Regions from separate parts of the Homo sapiens genome. Here region 1 is linked to region 2. Evidence: chromatin contacts called from ENCODE Hi-C data. All regions are on one chromosome and are shown on one strand. The core of a region is the stretch at or near the end of the contact, and the rest is flanking DNA. Distances in the headings are between cores, read along the strand shown.

Region 1 (5,199 bases), core at 1,782-4,281, 560 kb before region 2:
TAGCTGAGACTACAGGTGTGTCCAACCACAGCCAGCTGATTTTTGTATTTTTAGTAGAGATGGGGTTTCATCATGTTGGCCAGGCTGGTCTCAAACTCCTGACCTCAAATGATCCACCAGCCTCGGCCTCCCAAAGTGCTGGGATTACAGGTGTGAACCACCATGCCTGGCCATTTTATGGATATTCTATAGACTCTTCTGTACTTCTTTTCACTTAAAAATATGTTTTGGATATCTTTTCAAGTATATATATATGGCTCTCCTTTTTGAAAACTGGTCATGTCTATTTTTAACCATTAAATCATTCAAGTACATATATATAGCTCTCCTTTTTGAAAACTGATCATGTCTATTTTTAGCCATTAAATCATTCTATGAAATAAGGTTTGCTCTTTTTTATCATCCTCATCCTTTATTTTAGGAAGTCCTCGCTAGGTAAATTGGAGGAAAATCTCAATTTGAGCCCTAGCCAGTTAACTGGTTGACTTGGGTCAATCACTTCTGACCCACTGCAAAGATGAAACTCATCCCGTGGTTAGAGAGGATGTGAGCCCCTGATTGGGAGGCAGTGCAGGTGGGAGATTTCGCTCTGGATTCAGTTCTGACACAAAGGAGCAGGTCCCCCTTCTGGGCTTCAGGTTCTCCACTTGAAAATGGGAGCCAGGGTAGAGCAGACTAGATTTGCTTTTGTTTCTGTCCGGATCTTACATTCTCTATTTCTGTTTTCCGAACTAAATGCTGTGTTTTGACTTGGGGTAATTCTTCTATGATTAGTACTAATCTTATGCTAGTGACAGGCAGCCAAAATTTAAAGAATGGATAGACTCAGGTCTATTTTTACCAGTGGTGGACATATGTGTTTGTTTTTAAAAATACTGCTTGGAATGGCCTTTGTCACCAACAAGTTATGGTAGTGCTAACTAACAGGGGGAACAGCCTGCTCTTCTTGTTTCACCTTGCAAATCTGCATCAGAAGCCTTCCTTGTTATTACAACCCTCTGAAGATCATTCAAGATACACTCTCAACTATCGTTTGTAACCTGTAGTTAGCTTTTGAATCTACACTGTGCAGATGATGCTTATCAACTGGTGGCTTTTTTTTTTTTTAAATCACATTCACTTTTAGAATGATGGACTCAAACACCATAATAGTAATGATACCTGCAGGTAACATGAATAAGCACTTACTATGTTCTAAGCCCTTTAAAAGTCACTCACAGGCAGACGTGGTGGCTCACACCTGTAATCCCAGTGCTTTGGGAGGCCGAGACAGGTGGATTGTTTGAGTTCAGGAGTTCGAGACCAGCCTGGGCAACATGGTGAAACCCTTTCTCTATTTAAAAGTAAATAAATAAATAAATAAAATAAAAGTCACTCACAAAAACCATATAAAATAATTTACAAATGAGGGCGCCGAGACTCAGAGAAGACAGTAACTTGTCCAAAGGTACAGAGTAAGTGATAATGCTGGGATGGAAGGGAGGAGTTAACTGAATAGTTATATAGCTATGGCTAAAAATTTACCTAGTACTTAACATGGCGACATATCTGTGTGTGTGTAAATGATAGTAAATGCTGGTGCTTCTCGTTCCTAGGATGGTGCTGTGAGGAGACGTGACTTGAAATGGTCCCCTTTCCTGAGGCACCCTCATGGAGCTGCCTATTGAAGTCAGTCCTTTAAAAAATATATAAACAAAGCAATTCCTTATATTCTTTCTGCAGCTACAGATCATTTACTCTGACTTTTGCAAAGCCCTTGCCCTGGCAGACAAGCCCTGGTGTTGGAATCTGCAAAGTTGATGATTAGTCGAAACAGTCTGGACTGCATCCACAGGACATCTTGTAGCACAATCAAGCGCCACTTCATCATGCCTTGTGACAGTTTTCCCGCTAAGTCTCAGTCAGGAGCAGGGAGCCAGGGAACAGCTCAGCAGCTAATTAGACAAGGCAACATACAAGGCAAGTACATGCCTTCTTCAATAGGCTGGAGTGGTGAACATGTCAAACAGATCTGTCTTGCCCTCTGTGCTTTATACCCATCACTGTACCTGGTTGAACATTAACACGTGGAAATCTGCTGATTTTTTTCCAATATCCTGGCCCATGCAGAGAAGGAACTGAAAAGGAACTGTATGTCTGAAAGGTAGTTCCATGCTTCATTATCCCTAAAGGCATCAATCTTCAACTCATTGTTAAAGAAGCATCACAAGATGTGGAAATGCAGTGTTTTGGCCTTTTAGTGTCTCTGGCTATGATTTCCTCCCTTCCTTGTGATGTTTGTTTTGAAAAAAAGTCTAAGATGTTAAAAAAAAAGAAAAGAAAAAGGTTTTCCTGTTGAGACAAAAGCCAAGAAATTGCACGTGTTTCCTTCTCTTTTGCTTCTCTGTCTCCTAAAAGATTAAGGTTAAAGAGAAAATCTGAGATTTGTGGGTGTGTTTTTCAAAAGTTTTCAAAATATAAAGGCAGATACTCCAAAAACTTTGTAAACAAATATCTGGAAATATAAAGACAATATCAAAGTATATCTAAGCATACAACAGCAGCAGCTACAACAACATAAAGATAATTATTTTACATCAGGACAAAATACATTAATTTTATATCTTTTCTTTTTTTGTTTTTTTTTTTTTTTGTTTTTTTGAGACAGGGCCTCACTCTGTTGCCTAGGTTGGAGTGCAGTGTACGATCATGGCTCACTGCAGCCTCGATCTCCTGGGATCAGGTGATTCTGCCACCTCAGCCTCTCAGGTAGCTGGGATTACAGGCATGCATCACCATGCCTGGCTAATTTTTTGTATTTTTAGTAGAGACAGAGTTTTCCCACATTGCCTGGGCTGGTCTCAAACTCATGGACTCAAGTGATTTGCTCACCGTGGCCTCCCAAAGTGCTGGGATTACAGGCATGAGCCACTGTGCCCAACCCAGAATATATTCTTGGCCACTTAAGCAATGAACCCTATACGATGTGTCATTCCCTAAAGATGTCATTATGTGTGTGGTGGTATGTGTGTTTTCATCAGAAAACCTCAAGTCAGTTACCACTAGCTGTGGTAGGAGAAGCAGAGGATGCTGAAACTTGAAGGAGACTCTCAGAGTCACCTCGTTTAATCCCTTCACAGAGGAGAAAACTGAATGCCGGAGTAGACATATTCATTGCCACTGCTCTTTCCTGGCTCAGGGCCCACTGCTCTTTCTACACCACCATGGTCTCACTCTATAGAATTTGGGGGGTAGAACCCCTTTGTCATAGGCTCAGACACTTGGGACCAAATCTACCCCAGATTTTGAGAGCTAGAAATGGTGGCTACAAGAGATCACTCCAGCCTTCTGCTTACAGTCTGTCTTTCCATTCACAATGATTTAATTGTGTATTTTTGGGTGAGATACTATCATCTTCTGATTGAGTAATTTCAGAGGAAAAAATGTATTCAGCGGTGAGTCATGATGTGCTTATGCTGATTTGTGTACCACTCCTCTGTGTAGCACAGTAGACCCTGCCAATCACAGAGCAAGGAGCAATGTGGTTACATAGGAAGCCCGGATTCAATGCTTAGTGAACATGAATACAATATAATAATAATAATAATAATAATAATAATAATAATAATAACGTGGTAGTTTGTTGTCTCTGGAGCTAAGTAGCTATTGTGATATGCCATCCAAGAATAGATTCCAAAATGTATGAGCATGACTGACAAAGGATAGTCTTCTTTTTACTCTTTTTAGCTTGGTGAATATAGTCTCCAATCAAATGATAGTATCATCAGAACAGCAGATAATGAAAACCACATTAATAATGAAAACTGGAGACTTGGATCTTAGATCCGCTTTCCTGATTAGCTAGCTATTTTTCTAGTCACCCCCAAACACTGAATCTCTTTAGGCTTCAATTCCTTCGGATATAAAAGGAGTGGACTGAAGCAGGCTTTATGTTGAAGGAAATTTCTATGCCTAATGTTGAATGATCCTGGGAGTTTAAATTTCAATATTATTGCTATGAAATATTCTTTCATTGTTTGGTTGACTTATCTTTGTATGTCTGGGATTCAACTCAATGTGGGCTAGACTCCCCACCAGGACATACTTTTTTTAAAAATAGAAGTGTACTCTAAGAAAACAAATTATAGGTTGGGCGCGGTGGCTCACGCCTGTAATCCCAGAACTTTGGGAGGCCGAGGCAGGCGGATCATGAGGTCAGGAGATCGAGACCATCCTGGCTAACATGGTGAAACCCCGTCTCTACTAAAAATAAAGAAAAATTAGCCGGGCGTGGTGGCGGGCGCCTGTAGTCCCAGCTACTCCGGAAGCTGAGGCAGGAGAAAGACGTGAACCCGGGAGGCGGAGCTTGCAGTGAGACGAGATCGCGCCACTGCACTCCAGCCTGGGCGACAGAGCGAAACTCCGTCTCAGAAAAAAAAAAAAAAAAAAAAAAAAAAAATTAGCTGAGCTTGATGGCGGGCGCCTGTAATCCCAGCTACTCGGGAGGCTAAGGCAGGAGAATCACTTGAACCCGGGAGGTGGAGGTTGCAGTAAGCCGAGATCATGCCATTGCACTCCAACCTAGGCAAGAGAGCAAGACTCCGTCTCAAAATAAATAAATAAATAAAAAATAAAAGAGAAAACAAATCAACAAATCCTAGCTTTACTGAACCTAAAGTTGTGTGCTGAATTTAGATTTAGCCAAAATGAAGGGCTGTGAGCAGAGAGTGACAGGTGAAGGCTGAGGGCTGGGGGTTGGGGGGTAGGAGAGAGATGGGAAATAAAAGCCAAGAAACCAAACTAATTACCCTCTCGGGACCTGAAAGCAGAGGTTGCACACAGGTTTTATGTTTCGGTTTTTTTGTTTGTTTTTTGGTCCACACAGTGTTCATTGGAACCATGCTGTTTAAAACAGCAAACAACAACAACAAAACCAAAATAAATTGCCAACATGGACATACCCAAATTTCTGGCTTCTCTTGAAACATCAGACAGGACCCTGGGTCCTGAATTCCAGCATGCCAGCAATCTGCTGCAGGTGTGCAGTGGCTACCACCTTTAGATGGGCTTATTGCTCTATTTTCCACAGTCCCTGCCACTCCCTACTGCCCACATTAACGCCTAGTGTCATTTGCCATTTACCACTGAATTTGGAATGTTATTTTTGTGTAGTAGAGTTAAGGTAAAAACAATCTATTTCTTACATTCAAGTCTTCATTA
Region 2 (4,796 bases), core at 1,358-3,857:
TTTGCACCAATGCTGAAATATCATTTTTTATACAACTAGTCTTTTGCTAGATATTTCAGATAATGACATCAAATTTGAGTAGGCTGTTTATCCACTTTGCCTATGGGGAAGAGACTGGTTTTTAAAAGAAATGAGTTTGTTTTCTTGTTATGGAAGAATTTAGGCATTGCCAGAAGTCTGGATGGAAATGTAGCTGTAAATATCCATGGTAAAAATAATATGCATGGTAGCTAAAAGAATGGATGAGAATTGGGATTGATTTTTCATTTCTGATGATCAAGCCATTATAGATCTCCCTTGATTGGGAACAAGCCATTTTTCCATAGTCTTTGTCAGATGATATTAAAAGTCTATGGTATCTTGCTATTATTGGCCGAGTGTTATCCTTTAATCTCCTGAAAATGGGCTACTAACATTCTGCAGCATTTAGGGTGGAGAGCCTTGCACTATTCCAGATCTCTAACCTTTTTCATCACTTAAACCAGAGCTAGTGTTGAATACAAAAGGACTCAGATAAATATATCTCAGGCATGTGTGAGGCAAAAAATGAAACCTTCTTCTTGGGAGTATTATTCAGAAGGTTAAGTTTATCAGAAAAAAATTTACCTCCAAACGCTAGACCTGGGTGCTGGTCTTGCCATTTCCTTCGTCAGTCCTTTATCCTCCCTGGACCTCAATTATTTCACCCACCAATGCAGAGACACATGCTCATCTGTGAGTGAAGAAGATCATGTCTAAATAGTCCTTCCCAAATCTCAGCAAGTCCTATAAACTAAGATCTTTCTTAGTCTGTCATTAGCCAGTCATTCTTTAAGTTGGTTTCTCTATTTAGTTTCCAAAATACCCCTTTCCACCCTCTGAAATGGTCTTATTTATTTGTCAGATTTTATTGTCTATCTCTGCTTCTGGAATTCAAGCTCCATGCATTCAGGAACCCATCTTGTTCATTGCTGTATCCAGAGGGTCTGAAACAGTGTCTGATGCATGGGAGGATTCAAGAAGTAATGTTGAAGACATGAATAAATAAGTTTCCTCAATAAATAATACTGAATACTAAAAGAAGAAATGTATGATTGATGAGTTTTCACTCTTCTGAATGAGGTTATTCTAATGTCCCTTGTTAGCAGATGACTTTGTGAGAAGAGATTAAAACAGCTTAAGGAGGCTGCCCAGAGCTTGCACTCTGCAATGACAACACTAATTTTGTTCTGATTTCCAGTATACTTCCTTGCTTAGGGGAGAAATGTCCTATTTCACTGTCCTTCTGAGGCAGGCTTTCCTACTTCAAGTGGAGCCGGTTCCGTGCAGTCTTCCAAGTAGGTAAAGTCATTGACTGCTTTCAGTGCTTTCCCTGCTAGTCTCAGTCCCACCGACATCTAATTATATTAATATGCCAGAGAGAAAATGCAAGAAGGCTCTTCATTCTAGGATGAATGAATTGTTCAGGCCCTTCCTAAGAGGAAGTATCAATTTAGAGCAGGGACAACACACAGTCCTTGAGCACCTGAGGTTAAGTATACCCACAAACGTTTGTAAGCATTGTGATAAAGTTGCACATTAGCCCCACCAAAACCTCTCCACCCATCAGTTGATTTGTTTTTCATTTGATTGTTGTTTCTCCAATTTACAGGGAGAAAAAAAAAATAAGGTTTGCTGTGTTGAAGCACCACTGAGCAATCTTAGACCCGAAGCATATCTTACTGATTATCTAATTCAATGTTTCCCAAACTTGTCTGAACAAAAAAATCACCCAAGGTGCTGGTTAAAATATCAATTCTCAGGCCTCACCCTGCTGATTCGGATTCCGACAGGTTTGGGTGAGGCCAAGTGCATTCAGATTTTTTTAACACGTGCCCCAGGTGATCCTTATGTTCAAGCAGGTTTAGGAAACACTAACACACACATTTTCATTTACTAGCAGAAGAAACTAAGTCTGAGAAAGCCCTGAAAGTACATCTGGGTCACACAGCTCACTAAGAATCTTCAGTTCCTGGACCTGGATTCTTTCCCTTGTACCAGCCTGCCTCCACTAAATCTCCATCCCACTAAAAAACTATAAAAATACACACAAGGAAACTAAGCACCCCCAAAACGCCTTAACTTCCTCTGTATTTCCAAATGAAAATGTTAGCTGACTTATTTCAATATTTCCTTGTTGTGAAAACATTTTTTTTAACTCCAATCATAATGTGTGTTTGGCCTGGATTGGGGTCCAGGATTTAAAGGCAAGCTCTACCGATGCCATCTCAGGATGCTCTCAACCTGACTTGGAGCTCTGTGGAGTTGACCTTCTGCTTCTTAAATCCAAATCTGGATCGTCATCAAGTATCACTTGGTTTATCTGGTGAGTAAAGAATCCAGCGAGGTAGGTGTTCAGAGCCACTTTTTCATCATCAGGAACTAAAAGCAATTACTAATCTGTTTTCACTAATGCAGTCCATCTGTGCATGAGCAATTTGTGTGGTTTTCCTAAGAAGGACATCATATTCTCTGTTTTTTTAAATGCTTAATACTTGCAATCAGAGGGACAGAAATATCCAGCCAGCCCCAATTCTTATAAAACAGAGCTGAAAGCAGGTGATTCAGCTGACTTTAGATGACTCAGCCCGCCTCGATGGCCAAAGTTGGTGAGTCATTTGTCTACTGTCTGAGAGAATTCATTTCAGGAACCCAAATTTCAGGGGCCTCCAAAACTCATTAAACTGTTTAGTAACTCATTACTTCTATTGGAGTTATTGTAGCCTTTCCTTTACCTCAGTTTTTATTCCTGTTCAAACAAATCCAAATCAAACTTCATATCAAGCAGTAGGTTCTACAAGGAACAGTCCATGATCTAGGATGAATTTGAAGTTCCTTTTGGTTTGATTTCCCTGATAATCTGAGTTTTTAGGGAAAACCCAAAGTGTGGAGTGGTTTTGCTGTGGACAAATCCTTAAGTTTGTTAAATCTCATGATAAATGAAAAGTGAGAGGAGTTAATGCCTAATTTGGGTTTACTGGGAAAGATCTCCATGTACATTTTAGGGCTTTCAAGAGAATATTCTGGGGACTGAAACTTTTTCATATTATTTGAGATAAAGAAGTGGTCTTCTTCCTGATTTTCATCAATCTTACTGATATATTTGGAAATCTTTTAGGGCCTGATACTTATCCTAATTGGCTCTTGCAAAATTGCCCGTCTTCTGTCATTATAATAATGGTAATAGTTGCTATCATTTGTTGTGCATTTACATTTTACCCAACATCAGGCTAAACTGAAAATATGGAGGTATTAATATACTCACAATGGTCTTAAAAGGCAGTGGTCTTTTAAAAGATTTCAAGGTATTAATTGTTTAAGTAAGGGGCTTAGAAAAAGAACCCAGGAAATGTCAATGGTCAATCCATCTGTGCTAGGTTTGTAAATACTAAGGTACCCATTTCAGTGAAATTCTTCCTGGAAATCAGACTCCAAGACAGAAAAACAGAAGTCCCTCAAACTATAGGAGCAGCCCTGACCTGCTGTCATTCCTAAGGTTGCTTCCTGCTATGGAAGATTGAATTCAGGGTTGAATTAACAAAGTATTGGCTCAAATTACTTCTGAAGCACATGAGTAAAATGTCTGGGACCAAATGATGGAGACAATATGGGAAACAAGAAACTGCTCTCCTAAAAACTGCTCTCCTAAAATATCTTATTTGCCCCTCAGCTCCCAGCAATGCTAATCCGGACAAAGGCTGGACCCCTCACCTCCAGAGCCCATGTTCACAGGGCCACGGCTTGCAGGTTTAACCTGCATCCACTCATGAACAATACTGCTGGAAGTCTCAAGTGGCAGACAAATCACAGTAAACCAGACTAAAAAATAGCTTAAACATCTTCCAACACTTTATTTTTACAGATGTGAAAGCTGGGATCCCAAAAAGTGATTTGCCCATGCTCACAGTATGTTTTTGTGACCAACTGTAAGTTACCTCAGGTCTCTCATTCTTCTTTCAATACCAAACCCTGCCTTTGTCAGTTTTGGATCTCAATATCACTATTGGAGTTTCTATTTGCATTGGGTACTTTAAAAAAAAAAAGGCAAACAAACAAACAAACAAAAACCCAAATGCTATTTAAACCTCTCTACTTAAAATGGCAGACTGGAGAACTTATCAGATGGCTGTTTTTAGGAAAATCTTTCTTAAAATAATACCCATTCTTATCCTATTCTTATATCCAGAAGCTCATCCTCTGTCTTGCTTTGTCTTTGTCAACAAAAGATTATTTTGTTGTGCAAACCCTTTTGCCTAGAGGCTCATCATAAACATTCACTCCCAGAAATATACTGAGATCTGCATCGTGGCATTGGTTGGAACCATCAAAAATAGGGTAGACCCATCAGTAGGAGACTGGTCAAAAAAGATGCATTAGACTATGCATTAGACTATTAACAGCATTAGACTATTAACAGCATAGACTATGTTGCTGTTAAAAAAATAAGAGGAAAGATCTCTACTTATTGATATAAGCAAATGTTCAGGATATGATATGAAGCGAAACAAGAACAGGATGCATGTATGTAGGATGATTCTGTGTGAGTTTGTTAAGTGTTTATATTTATATACACATAACTTTGTTTCTGCATAGACAATTCTGGAAGGACCCTCAAGAGAAGTACTGTTTTTACTATTAGCATTATTATTTGATAAGAATTTCTTAAGTAGGAAGAAAGAGCAGGGGGGAGAAAGCCACTGTGTTTCTTTACTTCTAGGGCTGTTGGCCAAAATTAATAGATTTGACCTATTTGTAAAAAGAAGTTAGTCCTCCCAGGC

The links. Hi-C counts contacts between places; a loop is a spot of excess contacts on that map. Pooled maps may share reads with other maps.
Region 1: a pooled map shows a loop between it and region 2 (5-fold over the local background). The contact joins two enhancer-like sites. A Hi-C loop is called at or near these places in 1 of 168 maps with a recorded cell type or tissue (B cell), 1 of 37 single-sample maps with no recorded cell type and 11 of 50 pooled maps.

The regions. Positions count from the first base shown.
Region 1 is chr10:62,993,788-62,998,986 of GRCh38, reverse strand. No RefSeq gene overlaps it. Among named protein-coding and RNA genes, the nearest start is that of NRBF2, 140 kb to the left of the region's middle. Within about 2 kb of position 3,031, at least 2 of the 41 ENCODE cell types and tissues checked have a DNase peak (open chromatin) inside an H3K27ac peak, as active enhancers do.
Region 2 is chr10:62,431,127-62,435,922 of GRCh38, reverse strand. It overlaps a transcript of ZNF365 not described here. Among named protein-coding and RNA genes, the nearest start is that of ZNF365, 59 kb to the right of the region's middle. Within about 2 kb of position 2,607, at least 7 of the 41 ENCODE cell types and tissues checked have a DNase peak (open chromatin) inside an H3K27ac peak, as active enhancers do.